Regions from separate parts of the Homo sapiens genome. Here region 1 is linked to region 2. Evidence: read pairs that join two places in POLR2A ChIA-PET (ENCODE). Cell type or tissue: PC-3. All regions are shown on one strand. Links, peaks and the distances in the headings refer to the core of each region. The heading gives the core; the rest is flanking DNA. Region 1 overlaps LOC339975 (a long non-coding RNA gene). Region 2 overlaps LOC107986335 (a long non-coding RNA gene).

Region 1 (12,741 bases), core at 4,359-9,358, 62 kb before region 2:
TGTAAGGGTTCTCTTCTGTCCTAAGCTGACACAGGCTGCAGAGAAAAGTGGTTGATGCTGCCAGTCAGAGAGAAGCAGATGAAGGAGCCATGCAGCCTGGAAGGCGAGAGGAGGGCCAAGAAAATGAGCTTGGTTTCCAACGGGTTCCGCAATTGCTATTTTCGGTGGCTGCTGAGCCCAGGTGCTGTTTCTTCACTTGAGCTCCATGACCCTCCCTGTGTGGTGGGTTGAACGGTGACCTCCAAAAGATATGTCCACCTGGAACCTCAGAATAAGATCTTATTTGGAATAGTCTTTGTAGATGTCAGTAAGGTAAAGATTTGGAGATGAGACCCTCCTGGATTAGGGTAGGCCCTAGGTCCACTGGCAGGTGTGCTTCTCAGGGTCTGAAAGGGGAAGACAGGGCCACCCAGAGGAGGAGACGGAGGCAGAGACAGGGCCACCCAGAGGAGGAGACGGAGGCAGAGACAGGGCCACCCAGAGGAGGAGACGGAGGCAGAGACAGGGCCACCCAGAGGAGGAGACGGAGGCAGAGACAGGGCCACCCAGAGGAGGAGACGGAGGCAGAGACAGGGCCACCCAGAGGAGGAGACGGAGGCAGAGACAGGGCCACCCAGAGGAGGAGACGGAGGCAGAGACAGGGCCACCCAGAGGAGGAGACGGAGGCAGAGACAGGGCCACCCAGAGGAGGAGACGGAGGCAGAGACAGGGCCACCCAGAGGAGGAGACGGAGGCAGAGACAGGGCCACCCAGAGGAGGAGACGGAGGCAGAGACAGGGCCACCCAGAGGAGGAGACGGAGGCAGAGACAGGGCCACCCAGAGGAGGAGACGGAGGCAGAGACAGGGCCACCCAGAGGAGGAGACGGAGGCAGAGACAGGGCCACCCAGAGGAGGAGACGGAGGCAGAGGCAGGGCCACCCAGAGGAGGAGACGGAGGCAGAGGCAGGGCCACCCAGAGGAGGAGACGGAGGCAGAGGCAGGGCCACCCAGAGGAGGAGACGGAGGCAGAGACAGGGCCACCCAGAGGAGGAGACGGAGGCAGAGACAGGGCCACCCAGAGGAGGAGACGGAGGCAGAGACAGGGCCACCCAGAGGAGGAGACGGAGGCAGAGACAGGGCCACCCAGAGGAGGAGGCGGAGGCAGAGATTGGAGTGATGCTGAGACAGGCTGGGCCGAGGTCCGCCAAGGGCTGCCAGGCAGCCACCAGAAGCTGGGAGAGAGCCAAGCAAGGACCCCCCGCTGAGCCTTCCGAGAGAGCGCGGCCTGCTGACACCTGGGTGTCAGACTTCTGGCCTGCAGACTGTCAGAATAAGCTCCTGTTGTTTTAAGCCACCTGGTTTATGGTAATTTCTTGCAGCAGACCTAGCAAATTAATAGACCCCATAGTCCTGTAATTCATTTTGCTTAAACGAGCATGAATAAGATTTAGTTTTGCTAATAAATAAAAGTTACTTCACTAAGACAGAGGTTATTTATACATAGAAGTTATTTTACTAACAATTTAAAAATGTCTTACTGTTACTGTCTGACAATTAAAAATATTCTTAAAAATAATGTGAAAAATAATCAATAAACTATTGATTTCTAACAAGGAGGTAATATACAAATGGGATGGTAACCCCCATAATTGTATGTTTGGCCTTTTGACATCAGTCAGCATCCCATATGAATATCTCCCCTAATATTCTAAGATGTGAAGATACTTGCATGAGCTTAGTTTTTAAAGTTTTGCTTTCTAATCCTTTATGGTAATGAAAATTGCTTTTCTATATATACCAGTAAAAGTGTAGTATAATTCTATAGAAGAGCAAACTGAAAACAGAAAAAAAAAAGTCATCTGATAGGAGAGGGGAAAGGAGGTACTAGGTTCTTGGAGCGTAGGTAGGCCACCACCCCGGCCTCCTTCACAAATTGACGTGAATGATCTCTTTGGCTGACTGACTAACTGATCCTCTAGTATTGGGGGCTATAGTGAAGAGATTCTACCTCCCCCTCAGGGACATCCAAGTAGTAACTCCACACAGACCTAGGAAATAGACCAACCACTGGAGGAAGAAATTATTTAGCCCAATGCTCTCAGTTTACAGAGAGAAAGCTAAGGCTCAGAGAGGTGATGTGAATTCCCTATGGCTGCAGAGCTGCTGACTGCATCCTCTCTGCTAATAAATACAGGAATAAGGGAAGAAGCAGCAGGATGGGGCTACTTGGAAATTCACAAGCCTGCTGAGGAAAAGAAAAAAAAATCAAAACAGCCGCAAAAAACAAACACGACAAGATTTTAAAATGCTATTTTGTGGTCATTGGAGGAAACTCCGAATTCTGCCTTCAATTCAATCTCTCTGTCCCTGAAGTGAATAAGAAAGAGAAGTTCATGTTTCTTTTGAAAGCTATGTTGTCTGTTCAGCAAAGTCTGAATCGTAAGAAAATTAGGTTCTGCCCTGCCTCTGTCTGTATTTTCCAGCTGGACCTATATTCCCAAGCAATGTCACACATCTGCAAGTAAATTAATCCAAAGCAAAATAACATGGAGTTTATTTAAAGTTCAAGGCATTTCTTGAACATAAGCATTTGGTCCAACGGGTCACTGATTCCATTTTCAGTGCACTGATAACAAAATTCATATATATTTAAACATTAAAACAAAAAAAGGAAAACCTTTTACTTGTTTTATTCTTCTTATCCATGACATTTCTTGAGGGTTTAGACATTTGGCCCCTAATTTTATTTTCACTTCATTGCTCTGACAGCCGAGCTGCATAGCTTGGCATTAAAACAAAAATCAGTCTGTGTGGTTGCAATATACAACTTCCTTGGTGTGGGAGGGCCTGCAACGTCTGGTTACTTCCTGCCCAGCCATCTTTGTTGGTTGCACTGACAGGAAAGGTCATTCAGCTTTGTGATGAAATATAAATTTGGGAGAAAAGAAGGAATCTAATTATCTGGCCTCAGAGTCCAGTGGAGTGAAGATGAGCTGGATAGCTGAGCTCTGACTTGAACGTCTGCCCTCTCCTCACACCAGCACAGGAATGTCAATTGGCGAATGCTCCTGATTTAATATTCTTGCTCTTACTCAAACAGGAAAGCAGTCTTTCTTTTAAAGCATTGCCACTGTGCTTTCTGTAATCTTTAAAACTGTTCACTTCTAATCACCTCTTGAATCCTGAAATACATGTTCACATTTACCGATAAGATCTTCCTCCCTAGCAGAGACTGAGTGTCTTGGGCTTTCTTGACTAATGCTACGTTGGTCACTGCTGTGGTCTGAGTGTTTGTGGCTCCCCTAGAATTCATGCTGAAATCTAGTCACCAGTGTGAGAGTGTTGGGAAGGGGGGCTGTTGGGAGGTGATTAGATCGTAAGGGCGGAGCCCCCATCAGTAAGGGGATCGGTGCCCTGATGAAAGAGGGCCCAGAGAACCGCCTCGCCCCGCACGCCGTGTGAGGATGCAGCAAGATGGTGCTCTCTGTGAACAAGGAAATCGGCCCTCCCACAGACACGGAAACTGTCAGGCCTTGATTTCGGACTTCCCGCTTCCAGAACGGTGAGAAATAAATTTCCGTTGTTTATAAGCCACCCAGTCTATGGTATTTCGTTATAGCTGCCAGAACAAACCAAGACAGCAGCACTGCTTCCTCAGGCCATTAGGTGAGAGTGCAAATCTCAGCAAATCAATCCTGGCTTTGGTTCCAATCCCTTGCGAACACTTTTCAGGTCAGAGTTTTAGACTCCAAGGAAAGTGGCGGCTTCGTCCTGCCTTCCCTTAGGCGTATCTATGCTTGCTGTTATTTCTTACAGGGAAGTAGCAACTTACACTCAAATCACTTACTTCTTTGAGAAAAGTATTGAATATTCCCTAAATCTTTTGTTATCCTATTTGGGGACAGAGGAAGGAGTCTGTTGGCTTCAGAGCCCAAACAGGAGCCATTGTATGGCTATTTTCTTAACCATATCTGAAAACAAAACACCAGCCATTGCCCAGAAGTGTCTACATTAGCTGAGTTGCTAACTTGTGAATGAATTGTGTGTATTTTGCATTGTTAATGTAAAGAAAATCTAAAATTTAAATATTTGCGCCCTAAAAATAAGCAAAAAAAAAAAAAAAAGAAAAGAAAAGATAATCAGAAAATAGAAAGGAATTTGAAGAAATATTTCTACAAGGTTTTATGCAAGGCTGCAGGTAAAGCCGTATGGACTGTGGTTGAATAGGCTCCATTCAGATAGGCATAGGTGCCATTCAGATAGGCATAGGTGATGATGTGAATGGTTCTCCCTGGAGAGTTGTTTGATGCAGTGGCCCCACCCATGGGGCAGGAACTTTGGGTAGAGTAGCCGAAGGAGTAGGCAGGTAGCCTGAATGACAATTCATTGAAGAGCTTGGCTAGAACACCTCAAAAGCTCCCTCAAGTCTGGTAAGGACCCTTCCTCACCCTGGAATTGAAAGTGTGGAGACTGACAGGTATTTTTCTCCAGCCACTCATTGTGCTCTGCTTGGAGTTAGCTTTACTCAACATTTAGCACCCCCAAGACTATATATGTATGTTATTGACCTCTTCTCTCCACCCTCGTAGATGCCAGCCTTTCCAGCTTATTGTCATTATTTATGGCTCTACTAAGATGTAAAACTGGCTTCAGAAACACAAAACAAAATAATGGGGATGGAGAAGTCAGAGACAGAAGTCAGTTCTAACCCATCCTATGGCTCCCTCTCCTATGGACCAATTTAGAATTATTTTCTTATATAAAGTGTTTTTGTGGTAATGTGAAAATGCCATTCTCTACAATGTGCAGACACACATGCGCAATACATACATACACACACGCACACACAAACACGCACACACACGCACACAAACACACAAATGTGTCCACATAGCAAAAAGATTGCTTGGTGAGATGTCAGTTTGCTGAATTAAGTGTATATTTAACGCTACCTCAACTTCACATTAAGGAGACTTTCATGCCCTTTATAGAGACAATATTCAGTACAGTCTTTCCTAAGTTTATTGTAATGGGTTATATTTTAAACAAAAGGGAAAAGTAGAAATGAAAAGAAAGAAACCGAAGCTGAATTGTAGATACAAAATGGAAAGAAGAAAATCATTTTTACAAAGTAAGAAATATCAGAAGGTATGAATTATGAGTCAAAAATAATTTGACAAAATTGCAACTATTTCAATAAATTTTTAAAAACCTATCAAGCATGAGGGAAATGGGGAGCACTAGGTTCTAGTTATGAATCTTTTTCTAACTAATCATATAATTAATTACCTGATCTCCGGTTTTCTGTTATGACATCAGAAATGGACTAAGACAAATACTATTCTGTGGGAGTTGGCGTGGAATAATGTGAAAGACATGAGTTTTGAAGGCAGAGACACCCAGGGTGGAGTCTAATTCCATTAACTTCTCTGATGATTTTCTTTACCCTTCTCATCAAAAGCATACTGTATACTAATCATCTAACTAACCAAGAAGCATTTATTGATAACCTACTGTCTATGATATGGCACCAGTCTAGGTAATATGTGGGGGACAAAGGCACGTAAGACACATGTGTCAAAGAAGGGAATGCATGTCACTAAGTAGATGGCACAATGCAGGATCACAGTGTAGAGACAGAAATACATAGAAAACACTTCAAGATAGTAGTAACATGAAATACATTAAAAAAACAAGTAGATTAGCCATATTACAACATAGGGATTGCATTGGAGAAGGTGAGTAGGGGGAGAAACAGATTTAAAGTGAGATATGGCAAGACTGTAGAAGACTTTGAATGCCAAGCTAATAAATGAGGGTTTCAGTAAATAGGTAAAGAGATATAAGCAAATTGGTCTTCTAAAAGGCATGTCAGAAGCATGCAAAATGGATTGAATTGGTGAGAAAACTCAAGGGTCTGAAAATAGTCTTTGGCATTCAAGGGCAAGTTGACATTCTCACCCATCAGTTTGACAGGTGTGAATAATCATGTTGTTATGGAAATGGCATAGGAGATTAAAATCATCAAAATCAAATATCCGTATATATTTTTATCTCTATTGCTATTGTATTACTGATGATAAAACACTTTTGACATATGATTTCTAATAAATGGAGCAATTAACAATTATTTTATGTCTAAGCCCACAATATTCATTAATTTCCCCAAAAGGTAATCTTTCTTTCTTCACAGTTGTGATTAAAAATAAAACCTCTGAATTCATTTGCCAAGACTATATAAAGGCTTTTCTACTATTTTCCCAGATGTGTAACCTTTGTTTCTCTGTATGTTTAACTTCTATTCTTTCTGACAATTTTATAACTAGCTGGAAATCTAAACATTTCTTTTCCCTCAAGAAATATGTTAAACTGAAAAAACATGATATCTAGGCTTTGAACAAGACAAAACAAACCAACCTCAAAATATTCATGAACTTCAGATCACTCAAAATTCACAAATCTGTATACATTAGGCTGCAAGAATTTTAGCAATATATGTAATATGATATGCCGTCTGCTTTACATCTAGACAAAATAAATAGAAATTGTAATGGTTTTATGGAAATCTTAATACACAGGGACATTATAAGAGACATTAGTTTGGAAGTCTGTTACAAACATTAAAGCAGCAGCTTCTATGTGACTTTTGCATTGAAGAACCTGACTCAAATACCTGGTGGGTATCCATGATTACATCTCTATTTTCTCAAGCATCTACAATTAGGACAGTGCCTAGAAAAGAGAAAATTTGGTTAATTTTAATGCATTTTTTTCAGTCACCACCACTTCCAATTTGTATATAGACTCTACACATGAGCCTCCTCCTTTACTTATCTTTAAATATTGAATTTTCTCACGAGTAGGTTTTAAGCACTCTTTTCTTACACATATGTACTTTTTCGCAGTTGATCTCACACACTCCCATGAATGTAGATCTATCTACCATCTATAATCTGATAAATGCTAATTATGTCTTTAGCTCCAACTTTCCCCCTAGATCTAGGCTTATATCCAACTATTTATTTGAAATTTATGTTGAATGTCTCATAGGCATTTCAAGTAGCCTTAGATATCCCAACATATCCCAAGTACATTCTATGACTTCCCTCCTGCCCTCGCCCAGCAGAGTCATCTTTACATTTCAGTAAATAGCACCATTATCCACTTGGTTACCAGGCAACAACCTAAAAGTCACCTACTTCCACTCCTCCCTTCTCCCATCCCTCACCTCCTCTCATCAGGCTCTCTGTGACACTCCCAGATAGATCTCAGACTCACCTCTTTCTACCTGCACCCTCACCACCATGATTCAAGCCAGATTTCTCTTGCCCAGATCATTCACTAACTGATCTCCTAGTGTTTAATTTTACCCTTTTCAATCTATTCTCTTAAGTGACAAAAATAAACTTTTAAAAATGTAATTCATATCCCAGGAACAAAACATGTCCCAACCTAACATCTTTCCACAGGTTTCCATGACACATCGAGCCTTTGCATGGCCTGGCTTTTGTTCTCCTTTCCAATCACGCATTTCCCCAGCCACTGGCTCACTGCAGCAGTCACACTCCAATCTCCCCCATTGCTGGGCCTCCAAGGTTTCTCTTTTCCTGTGCTTTCATGTGACTGGACTTTTCTCATCCTTTATATCTCAGCTTGAACCTCCGTGGAGGGCTTCCCACTTGCAGCCATCTAAAGTAGCTTCTTCCATACTCTATTTTAAAGGCCCCATTGTTATTACATAAAGACCCAGCATCCCCATTTGTGTTCTTTATAGCACTTTTCATAAACTGGATTTTATTTTGTTTATTCAACTACTTGTTTCTCTTCCCCAAAATAATGTGAGTTGGGATCCAGGATCTCTTCAAGTTATATTCCAGTACCTGTGGCATAGAAGATGATATGGTTTGGCTGTGTGCCCACTCAAATCTCAACTTGAATGGTATCCCCCAGAATCCCCACGTGTCATAGGAGGGACCCAGGGGGAGATAATTGAATCATGGGGGTGGGTCTTTCCCATGCTATTCTCATGAGGGTGAATATGTCTCAAGATCTGATGGGTTTCTCAGGGGTTTCCACTTTTGCTTCTTCCTCATTTTCTCTTGCTGCCACCATGTAAGAAGTGCCTTTCACTTCCTGCCATGATTCTGAGGCCTCCCCAGCCATGTGGAACTGTAAGTCCAATTAAATGTCTTTTTTTTCCCCAGTCTCAAGTATGTGTTTATCAGCAGTGTGAAAACGAACTAATACACTAAATTGGTACCAGTAGAGTGGGGCACTGCTGAAAAGATACCTGAAAATGTGAAAACAACTTTGGAATTGGGTAGTAGACAAAGGTTGCAACAGGTTGGAGGGCTCAGAAGAAGACAGGAAAACGTGGGAAAGTTTGGAGCTTCCTAGAGACATGTTGAATGGCTTTGCCCAAAATGCTGATAGTGATATGGACAATAAACTCTAGGCTGAGGTGGTCTCAGATGGAGATGAAGAGCTTGTTGGGAACTGGAGGAAAGGCGACTCTTGCTATGTTTTAGCAAAGAGACTGGCATCATTTTGCCCCTGCCCTGGAGATTTGTAGGACTTTGAACTTGAGAGAAATAATTTAGGATATCTGGTGGATGAAATTTCTAAGCAGCAAAACATTCAAGAGGTGACTTGGGTGCTGTTAAAGGCATTCAGTTTTAGAAGGGAAGTAGAGTATAAAAGTTTGGAAAATTTGAAGCCTGACTATATGATAGAAAAGTAAAACCCATTTTCTGGGCAGAAATTCAAGCCAGTTCCAGAAATCTGCATAAGTAACAAGGAGCCTAGTGTTAATCCCCAAGACCATGGGGAAAATGTCTCCAGGCCAAGTCAGAGACCTTCATGGCAGCACCTCCCATTACAGGCCTGGAGGCCCAGGAGGAAAAAGTGGTTTCATGGGCCAGGCCCAAGTTCCCCATACTGTGTGCAGCCTAGGGACTTGGTGCCCTGTGTCCCAGCCGATCCAGCCGTGGCTGAAAGGGGCCAACATACAGCTTAGACTGTGGCTTCAGAGGGTGAAAGCCCCAAGACTTGGCAGCTTCCACCTGGTGTTGAGCCTGAGGGTGCAGAGAAGTCAGGAATTGAGTTTTGGGAACCTCCGCCTAGATTTCAGAAGATGTATGGAAACTCCTGGATGCCCAGGCAGAAGTTTGCTGTGGGGGTGGGGCCCTCATGGAGAACCTCTGCTAGGACAGTGGATAAGGGAAATGTGGGGCTGGAGCCCCCACACAGAGTTCCTGCTGGGGCACTGCCTACTGGAGCTGTGAGAAGAGGGCCACCGTCCTCCAGACCCCAGAATGGTAGATCCACTGACAGCTTGCACTGTGCACCTGGAAAAACCACAGGTACTCAACACCAGCCCATGAAAGCAGCCAGAGGGCAGCTGTACCCTGTGAAACCACAGGGGCGGAGCAGCTCAAGGCCATGGGAACCTACCCATTGCATCAGCATGACCTGGATGGGAGACCTGTAGTCAAAGGAGAACCATTTAGGGCTTTGAAATTTGACTGCCCTGCTGGATTTTGGACTTGCATGTGCCTTGTAACTCCTTTGTTTTGACCAATTTCTCCCATTTGGAATGGCTGTATTTACCCAATACCTGTACCGCCATTGTACATAGGAAATAACTAGCTTGCTTTTGATTTTACAGGCTCATAGGCGGAAGGGACTTGCCTTGTCTCAGATGAGACTTTGGACTGTGGCCTTTTGGGTTAATGCTGAAATGAGTTAAGACTTTGGGGGACTGTTGGGAAGGCATGATTGGTTTTGAAATGTGAGGACATGAGATTTGGAGGGGCCAGGGGTGGAATGACATAGTTTGGCTGTGACCCCACCCAAATCTCAACTTGAATTGTATCTCCCAGAATTCCCATGTGTTGTGGAAGGGACTCAGTGGGAGGTAATTAAATCATGGAGGCCTGTCTTTCACATGCTATTCTTATGAAAGTGAATAAGTCTCATGAGATCTGATGGGTTTACCAGGGGATTCTGCTTTTGCTTTTTCCTCATTTTCTCTTGCCGCCACCATGTAAGAAATACCTTTCACCTCCCGCCATGATTCTGAGGCCTCCCCAGCCATGTGGAACTGTAAGTCCAATTAAACCTCTTTTTCCTCTCAGTCTTGGTTATGTCTTTATCAGGAGTGTGAAATGGACTAATACAGAAGATAAGACAAAAATACTCTGGAGTGAAAGAATAAATGCCTAGATGAATGAAATTTGTGATTTGAGTTAAAAATGTCAGTGGTAGTAAAGTTATACATTCCCTTCTAGAACTCCTTTCTGAGAGCTTAGTCATTAGAATGGTCAAACAGCCACCATCTTGAAACAAAGCTCTTCCCAGAGTCATAGTACTGGGAAAAAGGGGATAAAATGTTTCTGTGGGAAAAAAAAAAGAGGCCATTTGTAATAAGGTTGCCACAAGTCTCTGGCTGTTTCAGAAGGAATCGGCAGTCTCCAGTTGAATCCAGGCCAAGGATTGTAAACAGGGTGTGGTAATGTATCTTACGAATCATATACATTGGCCAAGCTCCAGGAAGACAATTCTTCAACTGCTGCTTCTAGTATATTTGGATATGAGATAGTATCATTAGTCTTTTTCTTCCTTTCAAGAATGTCACTGTCTATAATTTTAAGAAAATTAGTTTTTTATTCTTAAAAATGAGCTCGAATTTCATAATCCTCCAATTTAATTAAGTGTGAATTAAATAGTGCTTTAGAATGATGTCATAATTGGGAAATTTATGAAACGCTACAGTTTTATTAAAATGTGCTACAAAAATTACCATTGTAATTAAAACACTCAGCTTACCCTGGCATTGCAAAGGAGATCAAACTAGTAACACACATTTATAATGCTAAAATAAATGCATAATCTTTGGTAGTTCATTTTGTAATTTGGGTGCTGAAACTAAGTTTCTTCTCAAAGGGGGGAATTTTTTTTTTATCTCTAACATAATTTCTATTCACTAAGGTTTCAACTACACTGCCAAAACTCCAATCGCCACTCATTTGGAGGATGATGTATTTTGCTTACTGGGGCAGACACAAAGCTCTATGTTTACACAAGGTATCTGAGCTTTGCTTTCAGCTAGGGCAGGCCATACAACTGAATTCCATCCAATGTGATATGAGTGGGAGTGATATATACTACTTTCAGGCCTGACCCCTACAATGTCTCGCAAGATGTCCTGTGATTCCATATCTGCTGGGAAAAGATAGAATCTTTCAGTGGAGGGTTTCAAGGATTTCAGGTCCTCTCTGTGGAAGGAACCTAAGTCCCTGAGTAACTGCTTGGCAAGCCTCCCCCCTTCATTCTGACCTTGTTGATAGCCATTGGACTCTAACGGCTGCAAGAATCAAACCTTTATTTTGTTAAATAATTGAGATTGTGGATGTGTTGTTATAGCAATTGACCTTTTCTGGTAAATACAACTGTAAAACCCAGTTTTTGTAACTGTTCAAATAGAAGTTGTGACCACTTTTTGTTTTAATTATATGATTATATTAGACACCGTACCAAGCACTTTATGTAAATTATTTTATTTAAATAGATGGAGATAATTATTTAAGTATATTTTACCAGTTATTTGTATTATTTTATTATTAACTGCTTTATTTGGAAGAATGCAGTTGCTGAAGTCAGACCAATGTAGAATAAATGCTGACTCCATTACTACTCCTGGTTTTGTGGCCATGCAGGTAACTGAAATGCACCTGTGAGACTTTGTTTCTTTATTTGTAATATTGACCTGTTAATACACAGTATACTTGGTTCTCGTAAGAATTAAATAGAACTTAATGCAAAATGCTTAATATAGGACCTAACACACTCAATGAAGAGTGACATAGAAATATGTGGTAGCATGCATATAGTAAAGCAATTTTTATTTCTCAGAATATTTAAAAATCATAATGGGAAAAACCATAAGGGAAATAATATGCCAGATGACTGATGTCTTTTAAAAGATACTTTTGATCAGTTCATTTCTATAACAGCAGAATTGATTGTATCAAAAGAGCTTTTCAGACGTATTAACATGGGGAACCCCGATGTGTAAACAAGCATCAAGTATAAGGAATCTGTCAGAACCAGCAACAGACAAATGAACATCTTCCAGCAGGCTTCCTTTGATTTCAGGGAGAATTTCCTCTTATTTATGATTGTATGCCCTAAAGGAAGATCCCAATATTTAATGACAAATTGGAAGAGAACAAAGAAGGAGATTAACAGTCAACTTACAAGAATGAAACTAAGTAAATGTAAATGCCCAGTAGGAAAAAAATAGGTTCTGCTATTATTTAGGAATCATAATTTATGAGTCAGTTGATTTTTTTAATAATTAATGAAATTATAACAAAATACTGTCAACATTCATAGAAGTATAAAATGTTATTGTAATTTCTAAAATCTTATAATGTAAAAAAATCAAACATTCTTCCACAGTAAAGAAGCTATTCACTCTGTAAATACATGCAGATCACTGAATATTTTGCTTTTAAGTAACAGAATACCTTTTAGGACCCTTGAGAAGTGTGTGCTGTTGCATATATATTTATTTTATTTAATTAGTCCAGAGCATTCATCTTATATATTTTCATTGAATTCTTCTTTAAGAAACTTAATCAAAATTTTCCTTTCATCTTATAAAAAAAGCACACGCAGATTTAAAATTAAATTTTAATAATATCATTAGTTCTATAATATTCAGGGATCAAAAGGAATTTCTCTCCTGTCTCCCTCTC
Region 2 (12,741 bases), core at 2,584-7,583:
GTGGTTTCATGAGTGGTTGCATTTATCACAACTCAGGAAGTTGCACAAATAAGATCAGTGCATTTTTTCTTTGTAAGTTTCTAAAGTTTACATTTATAATGCTTTTTAAAAACTCAAGAACTGTAGTATGCCCTATGCCCTCCTGTGTCAAGTCATCTTGACTATTCAGGTAAATACAACATGGAGAAGTTGGATTACATTCAAGATGCAACAGCAAGATGCCTCAAAGTCCTTGTATATCTCTATCAGGATTTAGGAATGTTCATGACCAAAGATGAAATTTGATATCATTCGAGGTAGACCAAAAATTAGTAAATATGTCATTCATAATGTTACACTTTTTTCAAGCTCTTTTGCGAGCCTAGCTGCTGAAGGTATTATAAATTATCAAATATTTATCCACGAACATGAACTATTCCAAATAGTGTGGATTTTCTATGCTTTTCCGGTATGTCATAGAGAGATTAGATTTTTTTTTTTTTTTTTTTTTTTTTTTTGAGACAGAGTCTCCCTCTGTCGCCCAGGCTGGAGTGCAGTGGCACGATCTGGGCTCACTGCAAGCTCCATCTCCCAGGTTCACGCCATTCTCCTGCCTCAGCCTCCCAAGTAGCTGGGACTACAGGCGCCTACCACTACGCCCGGCTAATTTTTTGTATTTTTAGTAGAGACAGAGTTTTCGCCATGTTAGCCAGGATGGTCTTGATCTCCTGACCTCATGATCTGCCCGCCTTGGCCTCCCAAAGTGCTGGGATTACAGGCGTGAGCCACTGCGCCCAGCCAGATTTTTATTTCTTAATCCAAAAGTAGGGTAAATTATCCTGGAAAACTTAAATTGAGAATTCAGATAAGGTTGCTTTGTGATAAGTATCTCACAAGTCAGGTTTTTTTCACTGTCCTAGTTATAGAGGACCTCATGGAATTTGGTCCTATCATGACATTCAAGACATAAAATATACACGAATTTAAAAAATATATAGAACGTTTAGTTCCATGAAACAACACCTTGATCTTCACTTGAAGATTCTCTTTCATGTAGCTAAGGAAAGGAGTGACCAGCTTCTCTCTCCTTTTCTATCTTTTTCAATAGCTATTACTTCTGTTCTTCCAGGTTGGGGCATGAGCGAATGAGGGTGGAAAAGGGGATCAGGAAAATCCTCCTTGAGCAGGTACATTGGTAAACAGGTTTCATTCTCCGAGTCTGGAAGTTGTTTCATGGGAACGCTCTACTACATGGGTGTTACTAGGTTTTCCGCAACCTTCCTCCTGCCTTTCTGCACCCACCCTCCACTCATCAGAGGAATATCTATCTGACTTGTAATTCTTCTCTATTCTGTCCACTTACTTTTTCTGTACCTTTTCAGAATTCAGCAGTCAAGGTGCAGCACTTCTCTTTATGCTTAGCCACATAGGGCTGTGGATGTAAGGACAGGCAGGAGGAAAGGGGTTAAATTATCTACACTAGGATTCCTTTCCCCACCTTGATCTGGCCATTAGCCAACCTTGTTCTATCCATCTCTCTTTGGGTAAAATTGTAAAAAAGACATGCTGAGACAAGATATTGACGGACTGAGCTATATGAAGGAAGGGTAGGTTCACCCATCAGAAGAGCTCCTTCCATTCGGCATTTAAAAAAGGAAATAATGTGGTTTAAGCTTTAAGTTCATAAGTTAATTAAATACCCATTGTATTTTATAAAAACTCAGAGGTTTGTAAATCTATTAAAAAAACAAACCATAGAACAATTTTTCCTCTAACAATAAAAAGATAGATTCTATTTGGTGGGGCAGGGGGAGAGACTGACTTAGTAATAACGTGAAAGCCTAAATGTTTTGGTTTTATACATATTCAGCCATGGCTGTGTAGAGCTGACCTAATTTGATCACTGGTACAATTCAGTCTCAACCTCCATTCTATCTGTCACATGGAATTTTTAAGCAGAAATTGCCTAAGACCTTAAATTTGACTTTCAAGCAACAGTGTAGAAAATCCCACAACGGCTAAAAATGTTGGCACAGGGAATGGAAAAGTGAGCTTTATGAAAACAAAAGGACATACTTCCGAAAACAATTAGACATTCTTCAAAGAACTTCTCTCAAAATTAAAGCATGTGCTGGCTGGATAGAAACCCCACACCAACCATTTCTATTAGAAGGTTAAAATTACACCAATTCAATGCCAGAGCTTTTAGTGCAGTATTGATATTGAAGTGCAATTTTTAATTCAATGGAATAGAATTCTCCAGTATAGTTGAACCCAAAGCTATGGTTAATGTAAAAAATAAAAAGGACACTTGGTGATTTAAGTATTGTGACTAACAGCATATGTTTGTGCATTTCAAGTTTTGAGATATTCAGAAATAAATTGATGATAACTAATTTGTCCACTACAAACAAAAAAAAAAAAAAAGGAAAGGAAGGCAGGTACAAAGGGAGGAAGGAAGGGAAGGAGGAAGAAGGAATGGAGGGAAGAAAGGAGAAAGGAGACTGACAACAGGCAAGAAGATTAGAAGAAAGCTCTAATGTCTTTCTATAACTTGTATTTTGCTTTGTTATTTATAATAAAAAGCTTGAAAACATGCTCATTCAGAGACTTACCAGAAACGATTACATGAAAAGAAAAATCAATCAAATGTATCTTGCCTAGACCAGAAATCCAGTGAATTTCTAATTGTCTAACACCAAATTATCCATTCAGAAACAACTTCTAGGAGAAAAACAAAATTAGTCGGACTCTAAAGCCAGCAGGTCCAACTTCTGAGACTCATGAAGCTATAACAAAGCCCTCGCCAGGTGAGTGCATGGTAACCATGGCCAGCATCTAGCCCATCAAGGCTATGGGGAAGCGTGAAGAAGGGCTAGAAAACCACAGCTCTGCATGGGGACTTCTTATGCTTCTGGTGATGGTAGGTATTATTTGACTACCGCTGTGAAATTCAAATTGAAATTCGAATGCATATGTCCTTTCCTCTATCTTCACATTATCCACTTGTGTGTCTCTATGCTGTACACATAGTTAATCTGTTAGAGTTCATACTTGCCTACAGTCAGTCTGGTTATGAACAGTTTCACTAATTGCTCAATAATTATTATTAATATCTATTTCATAATACAACAGAAACTAAAATCCCTGTTGTTTTAGATGAAGAAATATGAGGCTTAGCTTGTACCATGAACTTGCCCAAGGCCATTTACACAGCTAGTAAGTGTCAACATTAGAAATTGAACATATGTCTTACTTAATTCAGGGCCCATGCTCAAAAACACCATTGCTCTTCATCTTTCCCCCATGGAGTTGGTCTCCTGTTCTCCATGCTTCCCTAGCACCCCCTGTCAGGAGAAAAGTGCTCTCATAAATCAATACTTACTATGATAGGTCCCTGAATATTTTGGTCAACTTCCACTGCCCATCTAATGAATTGTATTTTTAAAGAAGCTACCTAAATATCTAGAAGGGCAATGAGTAATTCTATCAAAAGGCTTTCTATCTGGATGAATGGAGGGTGTAGGGGCAGGTGAAATAATGAGAACTAAATTCCCTCTCTTATCACCTTATGGAAACAACTTCTAACTCCATCTAAGTGGAAGCAAAGGCCTTGTGGGTTCTTTCCTGCCTTTGGACTGTAAGTTGCACAAAAATATATACCCTTGGAAGAGTATGATGACAATGACAGACAACAAGACTGAATACAAAACCATTTCTGCATAATTGTCAAACAGTTATTTTTTATTTACAATTCCTATTAGGATGTAAAATACATCCTAACTCAGTTCTTTAAAAATTAATATAAAATAGCATATATGCCTTAGGCCTGGTAATCTCTTCTATTAATAAATTTCATTTCCAGGAATCAAGCCATCTTCCTTAGAATATCATCAAAAATCCAGTGGTTTTGCCCCAGCCAGTTCATTAGCTTATGTCCACACATGAACTGGCATCCTTAAAATTTTTATAAATTTTCTCTACAATATGTGTTTTAATCAAGTCTTTTTTTATGACCTAAAATAACCTAAGGGTTCAACTGTCTTTCTTTACATAACATTGGCTGCTCTTCTGGCAAAATCAGAAGTCCTTTTACCCTGTCTTTTTTTTGTGCAGCTTTTCCTTGATGACCAAGATCCCCAGGCTCCAGGAACATCAGTGAGACTTCTACCTGAAGTTGCCCTTTGTGATAATGCACACTCTGGAGTTCTCTGTTATTCAATTTCCCCCCTTGGTAGTTTCAGTAAAATATCATGGTGAAAACCCATCTCTACCAAAAATACAAAAAAAAAAAAAAAAAAATTAGCCGGGCGTGGTGGCGGGCGCCTGTAGTCCCTACTCGGGAGGCTGAGGCAGGAGAATCGGCTTGAATCCGGGAGGCAGAGGTTGCAGTGAGCCGAGATGGCACCACTACACTCCAGCCTGGGTGACAGAGCAAGACCCCGTCTCAAAAAAAAAAAAAAAAATCACCTGCCATTCTTCTGATATCCCCAAGGTTGCGACATTACGGATGCTATCTTAGGAGGCTCCATATTCTGAACCTCCCCTGTGGATTACCTCTCCTCTCTGGGAAACGCTGTGGGCCCTGGTGTGGCTCTGCATGTCACTCGCTGCTGACACTCACCCCAGTCGAAGGAGTTGGTGCTGACAGAGAAAGTGATTTGATTCAGGGTGGAACACAGTCACAGTAGTGATGCGTGGTGTGGATGACTACATATAACGCTTACTGAGCACCTATTGCATGCCAGTGTGCTGAGCTCTGTTCTCCCTCACAGTAACTGAATGGGAATGTATTATTACTCTTCGGTAAATTTCAGAAGCCAGGAAAGAAAGCACAGAGAACCTAAGTTATTTGCCCAACATTCCACACAGCAAGCTGGGAGTGGATATTTTAACCTAGGCAGCGTGGTTCAAGAGCCTGCTCTGCTAGCGATCTTACAAATTGCCCATGGCGTTGTGTGGGGAACATACTGAGATGGCAAAGCTGTGGGCAACCAGGCAAATGAGGATGGATGGGACATTTGGAGTGAACAGAGTTCCGGGCATCCCAGACCCTACAGTTGTTTGAAAAGAATAAAAATTAGCGTGAAGGGGTCATCAAGGATGAACACTTTCAAAATTATAAATTCATTTTACTCAGTCTTGGTACAGAAAAATACAGATGGCTGCATAGTTTATGCTGGTCTATGTACATAACCAGCAAAATAACTAAAGCCCTTGGCCTTTGGGAAGATTGCCATTGTGATTCCAGATGCTTAGATGTGCTATGTGGACTAAGCCAGGCAGAGGCCCTTAGGTGAATTAGTACCATTCTGTGAATCATGTCTCAAACATGTAGACTATGTCCTGTATTTTTACTTATTAAGCCATCATGAAAGATAAAGCTGCAGAGAATTCCCAAAGCACCCATAAACAATGGAAAAAGGCCCAACTGTTGTTTTGTTCACATTTCAGTTTTCCCACATACCCCTCTTCTTCTCAAACTGCAAAATTGCTATTCATCTCCATGTTGACTTCAACAGAATGGGGCAATCTGCAGAGATCATTGTCTTCTAGGAGCAAATAGTAATGAAGCTTGCTATTTAAATCTTTTTTTCCATGGATACACTTGAGTATTTAAATTGCACATTTAAAAGTAATGAGCACTTCGTGCTGTTTCCGTCTGCCTCTAACTGCTCTCTCTCATTATCTAAGAGAAAGCATTGAATTCCGAGCTCCTCAAATGAAATGGAAGAGAATTTTTACCGGTTTTTGTTTTTTATTCTCATAATTCCTCAGTTCTCCCAAGCCTTGCCCAACTCTTTTTTGTGGCTTCCATGCTTTTTTAAAATGACAAACAGCTCCTCAAGCTGCCTCAGCAATAATGCCTTCTGCCTGCTTTTAAAAGAGCTGTCACAATTAGTATACTCACTACATATGGGTTTCCCCTACATACTTCCTCCAAATCAATGATATTAACTTTTTGTGCTGTGAAATTCTTTACAAAACAGTCAAGCTACGATTAGTGTATTTCGCTTGTTGCTTAATGTGTGACTTGCTATTCTGCCAAGTCAATGATTTCCAGTCGGAGGTGTCATCATAAAAAAAAAAAAAGATGATTTAAAAATAAGCTTGCTGATGCTCAGTGACCCAGGCTTTGCAGGGCAGGCTGCACCTAACCATGAGTTCTCCTTTTTAACAAGGATGCACCCTTGGAAATCTCAATTTAGATACAATGCCTGTTTCTCAATTAGATGGTCCTTTTTCCTGCCTCCTTGGGCTGGAGTAATTGAAACACAAGGCTGTCACACGGCCTGTCCAGACTGTGCCCCGAGTCAACAAGTTTGTACTGAACAGTGTCCCTCTGGCTGGCAGTCTGCTTGCCATTCTGCTGTGCTCCCCGGGCCTCCCTAAGCTGGTTTTCCTCACTGCTGCCAGGAGCAACGGGTGGCAGCGCACGTCACAGACTTCCTCTGTGCAGAACGATGATCTCCGCGAGGACACAGATCTGCGCTCCCGAGGAAGTCCAGCCACCCCCTCGCCGCCCACCCCCACCTGTCCTAATGACTCTATATTAAACTATGATTTTTTTCTTAATTAGAAGGTATTTTTAAAAAGCAAATCAAGTGTAAATGCTAGAGTAACTCACTGTTTTTTAAACTAAACTGGTTTATAAAAATTAAAATAAGACATCAGAGAAAATAGGTTTTTTTTTAACAACAAGCAATTAAGGGAGCATGAAACCCTGTTGAAAGCCGTTTTTAAAGAGTTAAACCAAAACTGCATGAGTCTATATTCGACGTCTTAAATATAGATGAGATGGTACTTTTAGATACAGAGAGGAGAAACTCTCCCAGATCTCTTTTTACAACTTGCTCAAAAAGGGATTCATGTTGTAGCTTCGTTAATTTTTTCATCACGTTATTTCATATTGTTGTTTTAAAATATATGCCAACTATATATAACGGATAATATGTAAGAATGATAAAAAGGCTACTACCCATTTAGCCACCATTGTACATTATCAATAGCTTTGGTATTTTATTATGTTGAATTTATCAATACTTATATGAAAATATTAATATTCCTGAACAATATTTAGTTTTGCCTAATTTTAGCTTTTATAATAATAAATCTTACCAAATATAAATGTGTATTTGTGCGCATGTGATTTTCTTTTACTGCTCAGTATTATGTTTTTGAGATGCATACATGTTTAAATATGTGACTTTCATTTGTTTATTCTGGTTTTAGAAAACACCAAATTGTTTCCAAGTTTTGCTTTTGTGAAAATGCAGCTACAAACATTGTTGTATATATCTCTTGGTGCATATAGGCAAGAGTTTCTTTAGCTTATATGCCAAGGAGTGGAATTTCTGTGTTTATAGGTAACGTACGTGTTTACCATTACTAGGTAAAGCCCCAAAGACCGCTGATTAATGGGAGTCACAATCTTCTGAACATTTGTACTATCAGATTTAAATTTGTTTTCCCAGTCTGTTGGTGTCAAATGGCAGCTAACTGTGATTTTTACCTTCATCCTCATGATTTCTAGTGGGATTTAACAACATTTTTTTTCATAGATGTATTAGTAATTCATGATTGCACTTTTGTAAGCTACCTGTTCATATTTTTGCACAATTTTCCGTCGAGCTGTTTGTTTCTATATATATTCAAGTTTATATATTCTGGACCCTGACTTTTATCACTAGTATGTGTTGCTGGTCTTGTGTCATAGTTTGCTTGTTTTCTCACTCTCTTTTTGTGTGTTATGATGAACATGAAGTCCTAATTTTAATGTGATAAAATTTAACCATATTTCCTTTACGGCTAGTGCATTTTGTTCTTATTTGACAATCATGTTGCCACCACCAAGTCATAAATATATTATCATATGTGGTCTTTAACATTTGTTAGTGTTCCTTATTATTTAATTTTTTGATCAGTCTGGAATGGATTTTTAGCTAACTGCTCCAAAACCAATCCACCAATTTACAGTTTCATTTCTGTCATGCATCTATATTTTTACACACATGTGTCTTTGTTTCTAGATTCTTTATTCATTGCATTCAACTATTTGGCTTTTCTTGAATTAATATCCACTATATCACAACTACAGCTTTTTAATAAGCATTGTCTTTCATAGGGGACGTCTTCCTGACCTAATCTCCTTCTTCAGGTGTGACTGGACATTCATGCCCTTTGCTTTTCTATATCTATATTTTAATCTGCTTATTTAGTTTGATGACAACCTATTTTAGAATTCTTCTTGGAAATGTCAATAATCTCTGGATCAATTTTGGGAAAACTGACAAATGTATGATACTGAGTTCTCCCTGCCAATGAAATGGTATAACTTTCTATTTATTTAAGTCTTCTTTGATATTTTTCAGCTAATGTTTTATAATATTCCAAAATAGAAATTGCATACAAAATATACTATTTACAGTGGCAGCAAAAATATGTGATGTCGCTTTTACATTTATTCCTATGCCACATATTTTTGCTGCCATTGTAAATAGTTTATTTTGTATGGAATTTCTAAGCATTATACAGCAAACTTGTTAAACCACATTGTTAATCTCTGTGTTACTCTGTTTTCACGCAGCTGATAAAGACATACCCAAGACTGGGAAGGAAAAGAGGTTTAATTGGACTTACAGTACCACATGGCTGGGGAGGCCTCAGAATCATGGCAGGGGGTGAAAGGCACTCTTTACAGGCAGCAGCAAGAGAAAATGAGTGAAAGAGGAAACCCCGGATAAACCCATCAAATCTCACGAGACTTATTCACTATCACGAGAATAGCATGGGAAAGACCGGCCCCCATGATTCAAATACCTCCCTCTGGGTCCCTCTCACAACATGGGGAAATTCTGGGAGGTACAATTCAAGTTGAAATTTGGGTGGGGACACAGCCAAACCATATCAATCCCAGTGCTGTGTAGATTGTTTTGGGTTTTCTCATTGCTTTAAGGTAAAGAGAGTGTAGAAATGCTTTGGAAAAGGCTGGAGGAAGTGCGCAAGCACTTTAGAGCTGAGATGCACGTGATAAGCTGTTTAACACTGATAAAGAGAAGAATGAGAGCAGTGAAAAAGCCACTGGGGTACCTTCATGTGTGGAAGATGTCTGGGTGAATTCCTTCTAAATTGTCCATTTATCACTCAAGTTTGAGCCAAACTATCCAAGAGCTTTTACCATCAGTTTCTTAATTTCTGCTTTCTTCTGATTCAAAAATTAACATGTTGAATAATTTATTAATAACTTATTTTTTAGCTTTTAAAAGAGTAAATAAAATATCATAGAGCATTAAACTAAAACCAAAATATTATAAATTAGGCAAAACAACAGAGTTTTAAATGAATACGTAGTGTTTTGAAAGCATTCTTACATTTAAATTCAATTTTTTATGACAAATATTCATTGAGAACCTTGTATATGCAAGATACTGACCCAGTAGGAAAAGTGTTCGTTTGGTCACTAGTGTTCTTGCAAAGTAAAGAACACAGTGAGTTTAACTAATTTAAGCAATCAATCTTAGACACAGAAACAGCCCTCACCCCTACCTTTGCTTTGTAATAGGTTTTTCACCCTGATTTATTGTGTATAATTACCTAATCCATCTTGCATATGTAGACAAGCCTTTGTCAACCTGAGGTACTTAAATACCTTTGAAATGAAACTCCAACTAGCTAACCATTATGTCGTAATTTATTACCTTTGGTCATCATGTAACACTTTCTAGGGAAAAGTTATACGAAGAAAATACTTAAGAGAATTTTTTTCATTATTAAAAATTCTTTTTTAAACTTCTATTGAAAGCACTATAATATTTATCCAGACCTGACCCAAATAGTTGTAGAGATACAATTCCTGGCTCTACCCTTACGAAAAGCAAATCTTTACAACTATATGACTAACTCCTGAGCATGTACATCTTCAATAATTTTTATCTTCTCACTTGCCCTCTTCTTTCCTCCATGTGGAGGAAAAAATATCTTTCTGAGGAGGAAACACTTGAAGACTCATTTAAATGTTAGCTACTTTAAAAATTTAAATTTTAGATGTTCTTCCATTTAGTTCTTTATTTACTTCTTTGAGTTACTCAAGCTTTTCATATTTGCCACACCTGCTAGTAACATGGGAATATATTTTTATGTAACAAATGCATACGATACTAATGTATTTTGGGTAAAAGTACAGATCGCCCACTGTCGTCACCTATTCTCATTTCATTCTCAGGAATAAGAACAATGTGCTTTGTTACTTTTGAATGTTTTTCTATGCATTTACATACAGATATACATAAATGAATAAAAAGTTAGGCCATGTACAATGTTTTAGTATAAATGGGGTCATGTGATATAAAAATTTGTGCAAAATTATTTTCTCATAATAATATCATAAAAATATTTCCATGTTAATATATTCAGATCTTTTCATTCAACTGCCACACAGTAGTTCTTTATATGATTTGGGATATCATCTAACTATTTGATTATCAATGAAAATGTATAATATTTATACCAATCTATGTGTATATTTTGACTCTCCTGGAGTGAATACTCACACGTGACACCTTTTACATGAGTGAACAAGTATCATGAAGGTACTTGGAGATTCTATTTTCCCAAAGGAAAATTAAAATCCACCAAGACTTCCTCACCTACACGTTCTTGCATTAGCAGAACTGGGGACTCATGGTCCCCGAACTCACACACCTTCTCCCTCAACCTACAGCACACATCCTGAAGACTCCTTTAAATTCATTTATGTGTTTCTCAATATGTCTCCCATCAAATTTTCATGCCCAAGTATTCCATATTTTCCATATTCAATCACCTCTATCAGATCCTGCAAGATTCTTCTTCAGGTTAGCCACAATTTCTAGTAGCCCTGGGTTGCCTAATATATGATACAATTCAAGATACATGGTAGAAAAAAAATTGCTTAAATTTGACTGAACATAGTTCAGCTGAAACCTGCGATTCAACCCAACAATTTGCTCAAAATTAGTGTGTATAAGAATTGTGTCAAAAATGAATGTCAATAGGAACTGATTATTCAAGTATTCTTTTGTTGTATATTGTGCAACCTCACATTAACCTTTTTAATATTCATAAAGACTCATTTCTAAAATGCAAAATGTGCATATTATACATTATATAAATAATTGTGTCTTATTTATGAGGAGAAATGAGATCATGACACAATTTTGTAATCTGTCGTTATTTATTTAGACTATTTTGATGCATATCGTAGAAAGTTTGCATTTTTCCACCCATTAGAACTTTTTAGATAGTCTAATTTTTTTTTTTTTTTGGAGACAGAGTCTTGCTCTGTCGCCCAGGCTGCAGTGCAGTGGCATGACCTTAGCTCACTGCAACCTCTGCCTCCCAGGATCAAGCAATTCTCCTGCCTCCGCCTCCCGAGTAGCTAGGATTACAGGGGCATGCCACCACACCTAATTTTTGCATTTTTTTTAGTAGAGATGGGGTTTCGCCATGTTGGTCAGGCTAGTCTCGAACTCCTGACCTCAGGTTATCTGCCCACCTTGGCTTCCCAAAGTGCTGAGATTACAGGCCTGAGACACTGTGCCCGACCAGATTGTCTAATTTTTAATGCCAATTATCAGCCAATTATTCCCACATTACCTGTTTATTTCTCTATATTTTACCAGTATTTCTAATTCACTCTTATCTAATTATGCCTACTCTTTCACATTTTCAATAGGGAAACATTAGAATGACCTAAAACTCTAACAAAGGTGGATGAGTTTTTTAAAAAAGCTGTTTATTTTATGTCCTTGTACAAAGTTGGAAACACAGCCAAATAAATAGAATAGGCATGATTCTTTTAAAATTAATATTATTAAAGTACAAAAACCTCATTCTTCAAAATTTTATGTCTCTTAAATTAATAATCCAATTTATGATTTGTTTCTCTTTCTATTTTCCCGTATTAAAAGTCAAATGTATTTTTTAATAAAAAATAAAATTAGAAAAAATGAGAGCATAAAAAAAAATGGGATTTGCCAGGCATGGTGGCTTATGCTTGCAATCCTGACACTTTAGGAGGCCAAAGTGGGAGGCACCTAAAGCTAGGAGTATAAGATCTGCCTGGGAAAAAAAGTGAGACCCCATCTCTACAAAAATAAAAATAAAAATTAGCCAAGCTTAGTGTGTGCACCTGAGGCTGAGCTGGGAGGATCACTTCAGCCCACGAGTTTGAGGCTGCATTGAGCTATGATTGTGCCACTGCACTTCAGCCTTGGTCACAGAGTGAGACCCCATCTCTAGAATAAATAAATAAATAATGAAATTTTACTCATCCAAATCATCCATTAACCTTTTTATTATCCATACAAATCTATTTCTAAAATATGAAGTTAGTTTATTACTTATTATACAAATATATATGTTAGCCAAAATAGGATCATATTTTGTAACCTACCATAATTTATTTAGGCAATTTCCCAAATGTTTTATTCCAACATCCTCTTATGGTAAGCAGAGTAGTGTGGAAATCATTTTAATTTGAATTATTAATGTAAAAACAAAAAGCAAAATAATGAGGAATTATTGGTTAAACACAACTAAGTCTGAAACCATATTAGATATCAAAATGAAAAAAGTAGAAAAATACCCCAAAATTGGGGAAAAAATAGCTAATCATGTATGAAGTTCTACAAAGTGTCCCCATGGTGCACCAAAGATGACTAGGATTAAAAAAAAAACTAGTGTCTAGGTATTGTCATTGAGAACCCATCATATTTCTGCCAA

What was found. ChIA-PET counts read pairs that join two places held together with the same protein. Peaks named below come from ENCODE experiments on the same cell type or tissue, not always from the same donor. Only the 100,000 strongest peaks of a DNase experiment are listed, where the experiment ranks them.
Region 1: POLR2A ChIA-PET joins it to region 2 with 6 read pairs; 2 of 35 experiments call an interaction of 5 or more read pairs at or near these places.

What each region holds. Positions count from the first base shown.
Region 1 is chr4:187,292,806-187,305,546 of GRCh38, reverse strand. It overlaps LOC339975 (a long non-coding RNA gene), which reads left to right. Exons shown (of 5, transcript NR_038931.1): 4 at 1-835; 5 at 1,006-1,464. Among named protein-coding and RNA genes, the nearest start is that of LINC02514, 71 kb to the left of the region's middle. In PC-3, for the core only: no CTCF peak of the experiment used is centred there; no DNase peak of the experiment used is centred there.
Region 2 is chr4:187,229,251-187,241,991 of GRCh38, reverse strand. The region is part of intron 1 of LOC107986335 (a long non-coding RNA gene); the gene reads left to right. Among named protein-coding and RNA genes, the nearest start is that of LINC02374, 34 kb to the right of the region's middle. In PC-3, for the core only: no CTCF peak of the experiment used is centred there; a DNase peak (open chromatin) is centred at 5,251.